Regions from separate parts of the Homo sapiens genome. Here region 2 is linked to region 1. Evidence: read pairs that join two places in POLR2A ChIA-PET (ENCODE). Cell type or tissue: OCI-LY7. All regions are shown on one strand. Each heading gives the region's core, and the rest is flanking DNA. Links, peaks and the distances in the headings are about the cores only. Region 1 overlaps PSAP (prosaposin). Region 2 has its middle 38 kb from the start of LINC03139.

The links. ChIA-PET counts read pairs that join two places held together with the same protein. Peaks named below come from ENCODE experiments on the same cell type or tissue, not always from the same donor. Only the 100,000 strongest peaks of a DNase experiment are listed, where the experiment ranks them.
Region 2: POLR2A ChIA-PET joins it to region 1 with 9 read pairs; 4 of 35 experiments call an interaction of 5 or more read pairs at or near these places.

The regions. Positions count from the first base shown.
Region 1 is chr10:71,839,075-71,843,074 of GRCh38, forward strand. The region is part of intron 1 of PSAP (prosaposin); the gene reads right to left. Among named protein-coding and RNA genes, the nearest start is that of PSAP, 10 kb to the right of the region's middle. In OCI-LY7, for the core only: no CTCF peak of the experiment used is centred there; no DNase peak of the experiment used is centred there.
Region 2 is chr10:71,910,391-71,922,699 of GRCh38, forward strand. No RefSeq gene overlaps it. Among named protein-coding and RNA genes, the nearest start is that of LINC03139, 38 kb to the left of the region's middle. In OCI-LY7, for the core only: CTCF peaks have their summits at 5,783 and 5,983; a DNase peak (open chromatin) is centred at 6,611.

The DNA.
Region 1 (4,000 bases), core at 1-4,000:
CCTTCTCTGAGGCAGTATGCTGAACTCCAAAAAAGTTCTTAGAATGTTTGACCTCCTAAAGATTTCCAATTAAATGTGTCATAAAGACATGAACAGCACTCGGGGCAAATTGAGCACTTCACTTCTTAGTTCAAGGGCCTGGCAAGACAGCTTGGAACAACGGGCTCTTTTTTTTTTCTTTTGAGACAGAGTCTTGCTCTTGTCGCCCAGGCTGGAGTGCAGTGGCACGATCTCGGCTTACTGCAGCCTCCACTTCCCGGGTTCAAGCGATTCTCCTGCCTCAGCCTCCCAACTAGCTGAGATTATAGGCGCCTGCCACCATGCCCAGCTAATTTTTGTATTTTTAGTAGAGACAGGGTTTTGCCGTGTTGGCCAGGCTGGTTTCGAACTCCTGACCTCGTGATCCACCCGCCTCGGCCTCCCAAAGTGCTAGGATTACAAGCGTGAGCCACCATGCTTGGCCCCACAATGGGACTTTTTTAAAGACATAGATTTCAGGGCCATGTGCGGTGGCTCATGCCTGTAACCCCAGTACTTTGGGAAGCTGAGGCAGGAGAATCATTTTGAGCTCACAAATCAAGACCAGCCTGGCAACACGACAAAACCCCATTTCTACAAAAAATACAAAAATTAGCTGGGTGTGGTGGCAGGTGCCTGTAATCCCAGCTACTCAGGAGGCTGAGGCAGGAGAATCGCTTGAACTCAGGAGGCAGAGGTTGTAGTAAGCCGAGATCACGCCACTGCACTCCTGCCTGGGCGACAGAGCGAGACTCCATCAAAAATAAGAAAAACAAATAAGCCATTATTATTCTATGTATTTGTTGTTTACAGTCAAACCTAAGCCCAACTAATATACATACTTAATCAACGACCTCGCTTACAGAAAGGTCTCCCAACAAGTGTTTCCTGGCTTACCCCAGTGAGGATACCGAAAAGCCCAGTACACAACATAATCACCAAAGATTTTCTGAAGCAATCTTAAAATGACAGGACAACATTTCCTAGAATGTGATAAAACAATCAGTCTCATTATTTTAGCCATACAACATATGCTTTTCCTTTTAAATATTTTAGTAACATGCTAAGTACAATTTGAATCTAGCTACCAGAAAAAAAAAAAAGAGGTAACAGAAAATGCATGCAGCCTCCCAGTGCTGACAATCAGAGCCTACATTCCACAGGGCAGCAGATCTGCTGCCTGGGTAAGGCGGCACCATGGCAACAGGCAGGTTGCTAGGAAACCAAGAGAGGATAACCCCTGGAGGAGCGGCTTCTACCGCAGGGCATTTCTCAGAGGAATTCATGCACTTCCATCCCCTAAGAGCAGGAGATAATGCAATGCACTCAACACTAGCTACTCAAACAGCTATTGCCACAAATATCTTCTATGGCAAAGAGCACTTGTCTCTTCCTCATAGATAATCCTGCCTTTGGAAAACAGTCTGCAGAGCAGAATAAAAACACAGCTCACTGAATCATTCAGAATAGTATACGCTCAGAGGTAGTCTCCCTTGATTTGGAGGAGTTAAGGTCCAAGAGTCCTCATATCACATAAGAAATCAGTGGCAATAAAGCTCTTAAGCTCACTAGGCTGACATCCCATCACCTCTGGCCTCAAAGTGTTAAGACAAAGGTCCTTTCTTCCCTGCTTCTCCTCTGCTGCTACAGCCTCGCTTCTTAATTTTCCTTACAAGCCAGATGATTCCAGGGCAGGACATTATCTACACGGAGAAGGCAACAGAGTCCTCAGGGAAATTACCTTGTGCAGTAATGACTGAGGCTGGGGACAAGAATGCAATCTTCTCAGATTGTATGCAATGGAGGCTTAATTAATTTGGGGACAATTCCTAACTAGTTCATTCAAGGGTACTGTAGTCCAATAAAAACTCCTAACAAAGCTTTTCTTCCAAAGCATCAACATATCAGGTGATGATCAAAGAAGAACTTAGATCACCTTAGATAAGATTACATGGTAATCCATGACTGAAAAACTAGCCCTTGGCAGGACTATCCAGATTCCAGCCAAGTGAGCAAGTGGAGGCAGGGGTCAGAGGCGGGCTCTGCATGGCTCCCCATCCTCGAGAAAGCTCCACTGCAGATCCAGCATGCTGCACCGCAGTTGGCACAGGCACCCACACAAACTGGTGCTGGCTCCCACACTGAGCATTGCTGACCAGCTGCGTGGTCTCTGCACATTTGCAGAAGATAATCATATGCTGAAAAAGGTTTCATGCAAACCTCATTAAAGAAATTCAGTATTCTGAACCTGTCTCATCTACTGTTTACTAACTTAAAAGTTCCAGATATATGTGAGTCTACTATAAATGTCACTTTTGGCTTCCTTCAGTTAGTACTTTATAGGAATACTGCCTTCACTTGAAATCTAAAATGTTCAGACCACAGCATGGGTCACGGGAGGATATCAGACTGGCCCAGAATTCCGATTCAGTTGCTTTCACCACAGAGGGCTGTTATGAGAATTAAATGAATTAATGTTCAATAAAAAGCAAAACGGGCCAGGCACAGTGGCTCCCATCTGTAATCCAAGCACCGTGGGAGGCAGAGGCAGGCAGATCACCTAAGCCCTGGAGTTCAAGACCAGCCTGGGCAACATAGTGAAACCCCATTTCTACTAAAAATACAAAAAATGGCCAGGTGCAGTGGCTCACGCCTGTAATTCCAGCACTTTGGGAGGCCGAGGCGAGTGGATTACTTGAGGTCAGGAGTTCGAGACCAGCCTGGCCAACACAGTGAAACCTGGTCTCTACTACATATATATATATTAGCCAGGCATGGTGGCACACACCTGTGGTCCCAGCTACTCAAGAGGCTGAGGCAGGAGAATCACTTGAACCTGCAAGGCAGAGGTTGCAGTGAGCCGAGATCAAGCCACTGCACTCCAACCTGGGTGACAGAGTGAGACTCCGTCTTAAAAAAAAAAAAAAAGCAGAACATCTCCGCATGGGTTAGCTATTATAATTTCTGTAGTTTCTGCAAATCATCTAAACCAGTGGTTCTCAAAGTGTGGTCCAAAACGCCGAGCATCCCAGGGACTCTTTCAGGGGGTGAGGGCAAAATCCTCATGATAAAACCAAGACATCAGTTGCCATTTTGCTCATTCACAAAAGTCCAGTTGAGTTTCTGCGGAGGCATGTGACATGACATTGCAACAGACTGAATGCCCAAGCAGCTAATAATCCAGCCAGGTGTTAAAAGGATTGCAAAAATGTAAAACAGGCTGCTCACTAAATATTTGTGTTTTGGAAAATATTTTTTCATTAAAAATATAATACATACAATAAATATATATATGTTAACATGTAATGGTTTATCAATATTTCAAAGCATTAATTTTTAAACACTGACAGTTTAACTTATAAGATGTTAAATATTGATAGATACAGCCCACGTAAACACAAGCTCTTTGGGGTCCTCAATAACTAATTAGTATATAGGGATCCTGCAACCAAAAGTTTGAGAGCCTCCAAGCTAAACATCTGGAGAACAACCAACTTCTGAAACCAAAAGTGGGAGGGATAATTTCCTCAACTTATAGCTGCTTCCCTTTTCAGATTTACCTCAAATCAGAGCCACCATGAACATCTAAATTATATTAGACTTCCCTGTACCTATCACCTACATAGAACCCTCCCCAAAAGGTGTGGGAGGGGCAGGTCCCAAACTATCATCAACTATTATAAAAGTCAACACTTCATTTGCGCCCAAAGTCACTCTTAATTTCATAACTCCTAAAAACAATTTCTTAAAATTAATTTCAGAAAAATAAAAGATAATATTCTATCTAATCATGACAAAGACTCGGCACTATGAAGCAATGAAGTTTCAGGCACACTAGCCTACACTTCCACAGCTGAAGTCTACCTGGCTACACCTCCTGGCACTCATCAATGCTAAGCACCTGTTATGTGCCAAAACTGCCGCACATGCTGCAGACACAGCAAGCGATCAAGACAACACACACATCACAACGCCAGGTAGC
Region 2 (12,309 bases), core at 4,649-8,648, 76 kb after region 1:
CAGCCACTCAGGAGGCTAAGGTAGGAGAATCGCTTGAACCTGGGAGGTCAAGGCTGGGGGACAGCCTGGGGGACAGAGTGAGACCCTGTCTCAAAAAAAAAAAAAAAAAAAAAGACAAACTGTATGTTGGACCATAAAATGAGTCTCAATAAACTTAACAGGATTGAAACAATACAGAGTATGTTCTTTGATCCAATGGAATTTAAAAAATTCTTTTAGAAATCAATAGCAATATGATATCCAGAAACACCCTCAAAGGAAGCAAGACTTCTAAATACATATTCTCTGGGCCACGGAAAAAGTCACAAGGGAAATTAGAAAATATTTATAAGTGAAAGATAACAAAAGCACAAAATATTAATTTCTTTTAGTAGATTTTTATTTATTTATTTATTTATTTTGAGGCAGAATCTCACTCTGTTGCCCAGGCTGGAGAGCAGTGGTGTGATCTTGGCTCTCTGCAACCTCTGCCTCCCAGGTTCAAACGATTCTCCTGCCTCAGCCTCCCAAGTAGCTGGGATTACAGGTGCCCATCACCACGCTCAGCTAATTTTTTCATATTTTCAGTAGAGACAGGGTTTCGCCATTTTGGTCAGGCCAGTCTTGAGCTCCTGACCTCAGGTGATCCGCCCGCCTGGGCCTCCCAAAGTGCTAGGATTACAGGCATGAGCCACCGTGCCCGGCCTCTTTTAGTAGATTTTTAAAATTTTCTTAGAGACAGGGTCGTGTTCTGTCACACAGGCTGGAGTGCAGTGGTGCAATCATAGCTCGCTGCAGCCTCAACCTCCTGGGCTCAAGTGATCCTCCTGCCTGGGCTTCCCAAAGTGCTGGTGAAGGGTTGACAAGCATTGCATGCTGGGTTCTAGACAGAAATACAGTTACAATTAAGCATTAATCAGGCTACACTTTCGCCCACTTCCTTGTTTCTAGAAGTCAGCATGAGATCCTGACCGATTGCATCCCCATTGTTCCCATAGACAGGGTCTCTGACATAAGAATCATAAGGCTTTTCTTGAAGGATCACTTCAGATGTTTTTCAGACGCCAAATTCCAGCAGCCAGTTTGGACACTCCCACAGAGGAATGGGATCAGCATGGGAATACAGCTGCTTCCTCTCCCAGTCCCATGACTTCACCCTGCACTTTTCCACCAATCAGTGATCTCCACACTTCAGCCCACTCCAAAACCCTTAGGAACCCTAGCCCCAGGCTCCTCAGGGAGATGGATTTGAGGTTCTCTCCCATTTCTTTGTTTGGTGACCCTACGATTAAACCTCTTTCTCTTCTGCAGCCTGGGGTCTTGTATTGACATGCTGTGTGCTTTGGGCAATGAACTTCTCACAGTTATACTGAGGTCACAGGCATGAGCCACTGTGCCCAGCCCTCTTTCAATAGTTTTTTTTTTTTTTTTTTTTTTTGGAGGCGGAGTCTCGCTCTGTTGCCCAGGCTGGAGTGCAGGGGTGCAATCTCGGCTCACTGCAACCTCTGCCTCCTGGGTTCAAGCGATTCTCCTGCCTCAGCCTTCAGAGTAGCTGGGATTACAGGCACGCACCACCACGCCTGGCTAATTTTTGTATTTTCAGTAGAGACAGGGTTTCACCATGTTGGCCAGACTGATCTCGAACTCCTGACCTTAGGTGATCTGCTTGCCTTGGCCTCCCAAAGTGCTGGGATTACAGGTGTGAACCACTGTGCCCAGCCCAGTAGATTTTTTTTTTTTTTTTTTTTTTTTGAGACGGAGTCTCGCTCTGTCGCCCAGGCTGGAGTGCAGTGGTGGGATCTCGGCTCACTGCAAGCTCCGCCTCCCGGGTTCACGCCATTCTCCTGCCTCAGCCTCCCAAGTAGCTGGGACTACAGGCGCCCGCCACTACGCCCAGCTAATTTTTTGTATTTTTAGTAGAGACGGGGTTTCACCGTTTTAGCCGGGATGGTCTCGATCTCCTGACCTCGTGATCGGCCCGCCTCGGCCTCCCAAAGTGCTGGGATTACAGGCGTGAGCCACCGCGCCCGGCCTAGATTTTTTTATTTCAGAATTGTATCTGGCTATTCCAGGATTTCCATGGGCTTCTTAATTCCCCTGGTCTCCTGAGAGTCTCGCCCAGCACACGTGCAGGTCAGGAGTTGGCAAAGAATCTTAGGGTGTTCTTAGGCAGATGTTGCTCTCCCCCTCCCCAACCCCAATCATGGCTCCTACTCTGCTGGGATTTCCTCCCTCCATCCCTAGCTGCTGGACCTGCCCTTAACTCCTGTTACCACTAGGGATGTCTCTGAGTCACATGGCACCAGAGTAGTTTAGAGGCAGTGAATCTGTATGGTCATCTGCACAGGTCTGCAGCAACCTCAATCCTTGCCTCCTCAGAAGACAGAATTCAACCAAAGGGCATAAGGCAGAGTGAGAGACCAAGGCATGTTTTAGAGCAGGATCAAAAGTTTATTAAAAAATTTTAGAGCAGGAATGAAAGGAAGTAAAGTACACTTGGAAGAGGGCCAAGCAGGCAACTTGAGAGAGTCAAGTGCACGGCTCAACCTCTGACTTGGGATTTTGTATGTTGGCACGCTTCCGCGGTTTTGCATTATTTCTCCCCTGATTCTTCCCTTGGGGTGGGCTGTCTGCATGCACAGTGGGATGACAGCACTTGGGAGGGAGCATGCTCAGTGTGTGTACTGAAGTTGGGCACATGCTCACTTGAGGCATTCTTCCCTTACCAGTGAGTGTTCCTAGAGGAAGGTTACATGCCAGTTAAACTCCACCATTTTGCCTCTTAGTGCGCATGCTGGAGCCCACTCACCTAACTCCTGAGATCTTACCCAGAAGCTGCTTCAGGTGTTTCTATCTATTAGGAGACTGCCTTTCCCTGGCACTGGCTGCAACCACTTATTATTTTAGAGAGACAGTTAACAACCGCCTGACCATCACCTGATGGTTGCCTGACATTCCTGGTGTTGGGGGGCCCTGTTGATGTCTCGCTAACTATCTACTGTAACACTCTGACCTCTGATCCCTGAAGCCAGTGTCCAGTGGCTTTCATCCTCTGGATACCAGAGGGAAAACTGGAGAAACATGGATGTCAGCCCACGACCCCCTTCTTTCAAGAGTCACATCCACTCCACTCTCCTGCTCTGTGCTGTTCTCCAATGCCTTCAAAGGGTTGTTTTTTTCTATTGCATCCAGAGCTGTAATTGTTTTTGTTGTTGTTGTTGTTTTTGAGATGGAGTTTCACTCTTGTTGCCCAGGCTGGAGTGCAATGGCGCGATTTTGGCTCACTGCAACCTCTGCCTCCCAGGTTCAAGCAATTCTCCTGCCTCAGCCTTCTGAGTAGCTGGGATTACAGGCATGCACCACCATGCCCGGCTAATTTTTCGTATTTTTAGTAGAGATGGGGTTTCTCCATGTTGGTCAGGTTGGTCTCAAACTCCTGACCTCAGGTGATCCACCCACCTCGGGCTCCCAAAGTGCTGGGATTACAGGTGTGAGCCACCGCACCCGGCCCCAAAGCTGTAATTGTTATTGCCAGATTTGTCCATCTGCCAATGGCAGATAAATGACTCTGCCACTCCTGGGAGCCAGAAGTTAGTCTTGCCCTTGTGTGATCATCTTCCCAGGTATTGACCATGTGACATATGCACATGGTTTCACACAAATGGAGCCATACAGCTCATGTGGCTTTATAGTGCGTATTTTCCCTCAGCAATACATGGATGTCTTTCAGGGTCCAGGTTTATAGATCTACATTGTCCTTTTTAATAGCTACATAGTTTTCCATAGATAATTTATTTTCATAGTTCCAGTTCAGTACACAAACAATACCGTGTAAAACACTTTGTGCAGTTCTTTTTTTATTACTTATTTATTTATTAATAGAGACAGGGTCTCACTATCTTGTCCAGGCTGGTCTTGAACTCCTGGCCTTGGGCAATCCTCCCACCTCAGCCTCCCAAAGTGCTGGGAATACAGACATGAGCCACCATGCCCAGCCCCTTTGTGCATCTTTGTGCACTTCACCAGTTATCTCTGAGGACAAATTTCTAGAAATGAAATTGCTGTGTCCAAGGCATGCCTCCATGACACCCCGTCAACTTTTTGAGAGTCTTTTGAGACCCTCTTCAGTAAGCAAAAGAAAAACATAAATATTTTCTACCCACCTCTGGCCCCAGTCACCCAATTCCCCTTCCTGGAAGCAACTAGCATATTAATTTCTATATAATTCTTCTGGGCATAATCCATGCTTCTATATAAAAAGATAGTAATATATTTCTCCCAATCCATTTCACACAATGGTAGCCAGCTCTGAACACAATTCTGCCCTTCTGGCACATTCTACTTGTTTTGTTTCAGACACAGGGTATCTCTGTCACCCAGACTAGAGTGCAGTGACGTGATCTCGGCTCACCTCAGCCTCGACCTCCCAGGCTCAAGCGATCCTCCTACCTCAGCCTTCCAAGTACAAACTACAAACAGGAGCCACCACATCTGGTTAATGTTTTTTCGTGTAGAGAGGGGGTCTCCCTCTGTTGCCACCTCCTAAAATGCTAGGACTACAGGCGCGAGCCACCATGCCTGGCCCTTCTAGCACACTTTAATTTTTTTTTTCCTGGTATTTTCACAAAGATGGAATGGCATATTTTAAAAGTAAAGATACTAAGAATAAAACACAATATTGTAAGCTTTATAAATGGGCCCCAAAATATTTTCCCAAGATGTTTTTTAATTAGTCCCCAAAGATGGAAGAAAAGAGAAGTAACTAATGTTAACATGTTATATCCTCTATCTTTGATTGTCTGTGGACAAGTGACTGTCAATGGCAGAGACGCAGGACAGAGGGAGAGGCGTGACCCTGCCACCCATGTCCTGCTAAGGCCACGTCTGTAGCCAGCCCTGTTCTCCAAGAGGAGATGCCCCTTCACCTCCCAACCTTGGCCAGGGCTTATTTTTATCCACCCCAATCACCAGCTAGCCTGGCAGCCCTATAATTTGGGAGTCTGGCCACCCCTGTACTATATAATTCCCTGGCAGACCTTCAGACCTTAGGTTGGCCCCTTTGACTTGCATTTTGGTGATGCTCTGTGGCCAGAAGTCTCTTCGGCAAATTAGGGGTCAGAACTTGGTGCAGTGGAGTCAAAATGGGGGAGGGAGTCTGGGGCCTTTGGATTTTTTGCAATCGTCTCACTTCCACCATCAAATTGCATCTGGCCGTCCTGGAAATATGAGTGTACCACCACTTCTCAAAGGAGACCAGTTGGTGCTGAGAGTGGGGCTTGCTATAAAAAGGTGAGGCCGGATCAGGCGTGGTGGCCTGTAATCCTAGTACTTTGGGAGGCCAAGACAGGTGAATTACTGGAGGTCAAGAGTTCGAGACCAGCCTGACCAACATGGAGGAACCCTGTCTCTACTAAAAATATGAAAATTAGCCGGGCATGGTGGCACACACCTGTAATCCCAGGAACTCAGGAGGCTGAGGCAGGAGAGCCACTTGAACCAGGGAGATGGAGGTTGCAGTAAGCCAAGATCGTACCACTGCACTCCAGCCTGGGTGACAGAGCAAGACTCTGTCTCAAAAAAAAAAAAAAAAAACCTGAGGCTGGAGGAGCAGCATGGGGGGCCGGTGGCTCAGGTGCTGAGGCAGCCTTCAGTAAAGCCCATCCCTGTTTCTTGGGCACCATCACTTTAGAGAGGCAGAATTCCTCTGCAGCCTGTCTTAGATTGATCATGTGGCTACATGCTGTCATGCCTCAAGGAAGACACTAGGGGTCCTTTATATGCCTGTCAAGGTTGTTTCACTAAAACTCAGCTTCCATCCTACCTCTCCTCCAGAATCCACAAAATAAAGCCCTAGCTCCTTAGGAAGAAGGGAATCTAGTATGTGTTAAATTGAAATGGAGGTCAGGCCTGAAGAATCCCCGAGCAGATAAAACCAGTTCGGCATCATAAATGATCTAAGCCTTGCTTGATTTACAAACATAAGTAAAACTGAACTTAAGCTATTTCTTGTAAATGCTTATATTAAAGAAAAACAGAAGTTGAACTTAACCAATCAGAAGCAGCCAACAAGCTTATAAGGCTGAGGCAGACGGATCACCTGAGGTCAGGAGTTCAAGAACAACCTGGCTAACATGGTGAAACCCTGTCTCTACTAAAAATACAAAATTAGCCGGGTGTGATGGTGCATGCCTGTAATCCCAGCCCCTACCTGGGAGGCTGAGGTAGGAGAACTGCTTGAACCCAGGAGGCAGAATTTTCAGTGAGCCGAGATCATACCACTGCACTTCAGCCTGGGCAACAGAACTTGACTCTGTCTCAAAAAAAAAAAAAAAAAAAAGGAAAAAAAAGAAAGTGACATTCTTTACTTACCACAGGTCAGGAACCCTGCAAATGGACTGTGTAGACAAGATATGAGGCCAGTTTTCCCAAGGGGCTTTTATTGACTTTATAAGTCAAATTTGATTCCTTAAAGGAAAGCACACCATTCCAGTCAAAGCCTTGGTAAAATAATCAATTTATCAAATTGTGTCCTGTTGCAAAAGAAAACAGATTCTTATTGCACTTGTGTAAATTACTATTTTGCCATAAATTAAGAATACTCACAAATAGCTTCCAAATTTTGGAGAAATCAGGTATGTTCCAAATTTTGTTCACAGGGATATATTTTATTCAATTGCTACAAGCTGTAAATAGCTTAAAAGTTTTCTTGACTCTGAAAAATAAAACAAAGGATCAGCAATGTTTTAACCAAAAAGTCAGAAAGATTATTCCATGCTATTAACTCCTGTTCTGCTTGGTATTCATGAACATTTCAGCTGTACATGAGAGTCCTGAATGTTTTTTCTCTATTCTAATGTCACAGTCTCCAAAGTTATCAGAAATCTGCATTCAAGAGCACCTGTTAAGAGTTCTATAGTTGATTATAAAACTACCTTTTGAAGAGGATTGAAACAAGACAGCAATTGTCTGTGAATGACAAAAGGTCTTTGGGCCTCCATTAAAGCCACAATTGACTAGGAATTTTGGTTATTTCTGTGGCATACAACAATTTACTTAACAATTATAACTACTAATAACATACACTAAGTTGTACAAGAATTATAGAGTTTCCTGTAATTTTGGAACACATACCAATTACATATTTATACAAATACAGCACAAAGAAAACCAAACACCATTTCATATTTGACAATGCTTCCTATATGATTTTTATACCAAATAAGCCAAATTTCACTGTTGCATTATTGACGTTAAACCCAATTCTTAACAAAACCTTATAGACAAATGTATTTCATGTTAATAAGTTTGACCATAAGGTTAAGATTCTCATAAATCTTTTTTTATAACCTTTACAATTTTTGTTAAAGAGTAGGTCTGCTCTAAGAGAGACCTGTTCTGCTTTTATTCCAATGCTCAATTTACAGAAAAACCGAATAATACCCCTTTAACCTTAGCCAATATGTTCACATGCAGAATTTCTTTTACAAGATTAACTTTTCACAAACCTTCCACAACTTGCTTAAACTTTCAGCTTTATCTTATCTAACTTAATGTTTTAATCCTTTAGGCAAAGCCAAAAAAAATTCCCATGACTTCTTATAATCTTTTACCAAAACACATTTCACTTTCTTTATATACCTTGCATGTAAAACTGTTTCTTCAGTAGTCTCAATTACATGTTACATTTTTATGTACTAGGTGTGAAGCCTAAGACATCAGACAGAAGTGCAGGTAAGGGCTGACTCTTTCCAGCATCACAGGGGGCATGGTTATCCACATGTCCCCAAGCCTTTCTAGAATCTAATGCTCCAAAGTAGGTAAATTGAACAATTTTTAAAAGTCAAAGAAGCAATTTATGACCTTAAAGCATTTAGCAAACCTAATATCTGACCTGCCTAATTTAGATCAAATGTCTAAATTTTCAAGACACTTTTATTTTACCAATAATCTTTTTTTGTTTGTTTTTGAGACGGAGTTTTGCTCTTGCTGCCCAGGCTGGAGAGCAATGGCACAATCTCGGCTCACCACAACCTCCACCTCCCAGATTCAATTGATTCTTCTACCTCAGCCTCCCGAGTAGCTGGGATTACAGGCATGCGCCACTATGCCTGGCTAATTTTTTGTATTTTCAGCAGAGACAGGGTTTGTCCATGTTGGTCAGGCTGGTCTCAAATTCCCAACCTCAGGTGATCTGCCTGCCTCAGCCTCCCAAAGTGCTGGGATTACAGGCGTGAGCCACCATACCCATCTACCAATAATCTTTAAAACTGTCTGTATTTCCCAAAAATTACTTAAGTCATGTGAACCAAAAGGCATTACACTTTTTATTTTTCTGATTAAATGTTTGATTTAAGCTCTTTTTATTATTATTATTATTATATTTTTTGAGATGGAGTCTCACTCTGTCGCCCAGGCTGGAGTGCAGTGGCATGATCTCAGCTCACTGCAACCTCCACCTCCTGGGTGTACGCCATTCTCCTGCCTCAGCCTCCCGAGTAGCTGGGACTATAGGCACCCGCCACCACACCTGGCTAATTTTGTATTTTTAGTAGAGATGGGGTTTCACCATGTTAACCAGGTTGGTCTTGATCTCCTGACCTCGGGGCCTCCCAAAGTGTTGGGATTACAGGCGTAAGCCACCGTGCCCGGCCCTTTTTTTTTTTTTTTTTTTTTTTAATTACTGGCTTAGGTTTGAGCAATGATCATTTTAAATTAAATTCCCATTCCCTGGATGGTGGAGACCAAGAGGAAGTTCCGCCACGTGTTTACAAGGTCAAGCTCCCAAGGACATTTTTCAACATGTGGTCTCTGGGCAAGATGGTCGCCCTGAGTAACAGAAAAGATAAGAAAGGGAAAGGAGAGAAAGAGAGAGAGAAAAGCATTGCCTGCAGCAGGGTGGGGAAGGCAAGGTGCTCAGGGAAGCCAGAGAAAGACCCACCCATCGCCTCAATGCTGAATTAAAAGTTCAGGCAGCCACTTGTCAGTTGCAAAGGGATCTTTTCCAGCAGTCCCATCAGCTCTCAAGTTTCCCCTTCTAGGGAGGAAAACACTCCCCATGTTCCATATCCCTGTACATGCCTAATCCTGTCACCAACAGCCCTCAGCAAAGAGTGCAAGGCAGATTAATTCAAAGACAATAGCAGTTAACATCCTATAGTGCCAAACCCATTCTTTGCTGAGAGCGACTTTACTGAGGTGGGGGGCCTCTAACTCCCTAAACTTTAGGAAGGCTTTAACCTTCCTGAGTTGAGACTTGAACCCAAGTTCAATCAAGCGTCCTTACTTTTTTTTTTTTTTTTTTTTTAGGCAGAGTCTCGCTCTGTTGCCAGGCTGTAGTGCAGTGGTATGATCTCGGCTCACTGCAAGCTCCGCCTCCCAGGTTCATGCCATTCTCCTGCCTCTTACCTTTCATTAAGAGGAAGCTTTAAACTTCTCTGTCTTAGGAGAGACTCTAACTCCCCTAAGTTGGGCCTCTAACCCAATCCCATCCTTTATCCAGGTAAATGCATCCCACTTATCTAAAGTCAACCAATCAGTGCTATAGTCTATTTTCTTTGGGTTGGGGGTTTCCTCAGTATTGTCCCTTCCGTGGTTCACCTGAAAGATGTTACCAGAAAGGGGTCCCAATCCAGACCACAAGAGAAGGTTCTTTTTTTTTTTGAAATGTAGTCTCACTCTTGTCACCTAGGCTGAAGTGCAATCGCATGATCTCAGCTCATTGCAATCTCAACCTTCCAGGTTCAAGTGATTCTCCTGCATCAGCCTCCAGAGTAGTTGGGATTACAGGCACCTACCACCAAGCCTAACTAATTTTTGTATTTTTAGTAGAGACGGAGTTTCATCATTTTAGTCAGGCTGATCTTGAACTCCTGACCTCAGGTGATCCACCCACCTCAGCCTCCCGAAGTGCTGTGATTACAGGCATGAGCCACCGTGCCCAGCCAGGTTCTTGGATCTTGCACAAGAAAGAATTCAAGGCGAGTCCATAAAGTGAAAGCAAGTTTATTAAGAAAGTAAAGGAATAAAGAGTGACTACTCCATAGGCAGAGCAGGCAGCCCCGAATTCTATCCCTTGACAGCATTAACCTCTACCTCCTGGAGTGTCATTTGCTTTCCATTCTGTTATCAGATCCTGGCCTGTTTCTCCCTAGAGTATAAGCCCCTTGGGAACAGGGACTTAGTCTGCTTTGATCGCAGCTGAATCTCAGCACCTAGAGCAGGGATGGCATGTTGAGGGCAATCAGCTGGTTTCACGGAACAAATTCAGGGGCAAAGTCCGGATCCGAACCCAGGTCTTGTAACCACCCAATGGGTTCACCTTGCCCGCTGCCTAGACAGACAGAGCCGATTCATCAAGACAGAGGAATTGCAATAAAGAGTGATTCACTCAGAGCTAGCTGTGCAGGAGACTGGAGTTTTATTATTACTCAAATCAGTCTCCCTGAGCATAACAGGATCAGTTTTTAAGGACAACTTGGTGGGTGGTGGGAAGCCAGTGAGCTAGGAGTGCTGATTGGTCAGGTCAGAGATAAAATTGTAGGGAGTCGAAGCTGTCCTCCTGTGCTGAGTCAGTTCCTGGGTGGGGGCCACAAGATCAGATGAGCCAGTTTATGGATCTGCATGGTGTCAGCTGATCCATCAAGTGCAGGGTCTACAACATATCCAAGCACTGAGGTTAGGAGCAGTTTAGGGAGGGTCAGAATCTTGTAGCCTCCAGCTGCATGACTTCTAAACTATAATTTCTAATCTTGTGGCTAATTTATTAGTCCTTACAAAGGCAGTCTTGTCCCCGGGCAAGAAGGAAGTTTGTTTTGGTAAAGGGCTGTTATTGTCTTTGTTTTAAACCATAAACTATAAACTAAGTTCCTCCCAAAGTTAGTTCAGTCAACGCCCAGGAATGAATGAGGACAGCTTAGAGGTTAGAAGCAAGATAGAGTAGGTTAGGTTAGATCTTCACTGTCTGTCATAATTTTGCAAAGGCAGTTTCAGTTTGCCTGATGCTAAATGGTTGCTTTTTCCATCTGCCATCCTACTACAGGGGCATAATGAGATTATGTGATGGAAGGAGGCTGCAGAGTTAGCTCCAGCTGCGCTCAGGATTTCAACCCAGGTCCTCCAGTCCCAGGCTGTCCTGGTGGAGTCCCTAGTGGGTGGGGCTGCAAAAGAGTTTGCCAAACACCCACGATCCTTCCTCCTACCTCTTGCCTGGAGAGTTTAAGCAAGGGGATTTGAGGGAATGGTAGACATCTGGGATATTTCTGAGCATGGCAGCAAAACCCATTCAAAGTTCTCCAGCAGGGTAAGGGTTACTAATGTGGCCGGCCCCTGTATGAAACCCTTGGCCAGCTTGGACTAAAGGCCAGTATCCAGTGCCAGGCCTGCAGTCACAGTCAGATGGGTCTGTGTGTTCCTCACCAGCACAAAGCGGATTCTGGTCACCATGGAAACTGGGCCCCTGGGCTTCCTTCTAAGGACATCTTTGGACAGCATCCAACCAGCCCCTCCTGCCCAAGCTGGCCCTGAGGAGAGGCTCAGAGTGGCCTGGGGTATCCAGGATTGCAGGGCTGACCTGTTGACTCAGTTTCTGATCAGGATTCCAAGAAAGGAGAGATTGCCAGGATTAGCACATTTGGCAGGGGGTTGTGGGTGGCTGGAACCCTGTGCTCAAGACTGGAAAATAGGCGACTGCAGAGTCACTGATTCCAGAGCTACAAGGGACCTTCAGCATCAACTCATCCAATGTCTTTGTTGTCCAGATGGGGAGACTGAGGCCCAGAGAGGGGAAGCAACTTGCCCAAGGTCATGCAGGGTGTGAGTGTCAGAGTGGAAATGGTTTTAGGTTGGATTCCCTGAAGCAAGGCCCTGAGTCTAGGATTTGTGTGAAAGTGATTATTTGGAATTCTTTGGGAGTAGGGAGAGATGGAGGCCAAACAAAGGGGTAATGTCAAGTCATGTACCACAGGTGGGGAGGTGGGGGGTACCCAGTCCTGGAGAGAGCTCAGCTGTGGAGGCAACGTGGGTCACACCTATGAAGTTGTCAGAACAGTCACTACCTTTTTTTTTTTTTTTTTTTTTTGAGACAGAGTCTCACTCTTGTCGCCCAGGCTGGAGTGCAATGGCGCGATCTCGGCTCAGTGCAACCTCTGCCTCCCGGGTTTAAGCAATTCTCCTGCCTCAGCCTCCTGAGTAGCCGGGATTACAGGCGCCCAGCACCACGCCCAGCTAAGTTTTGTAGTTTTAGTAGAGACGAGATTTCACCATGTTGGCCAGGCTGGTCTCGAACTCCTGACCTCAGGTGATCCCTCCACCCCGGCCTCCCAAAGTGCTGGG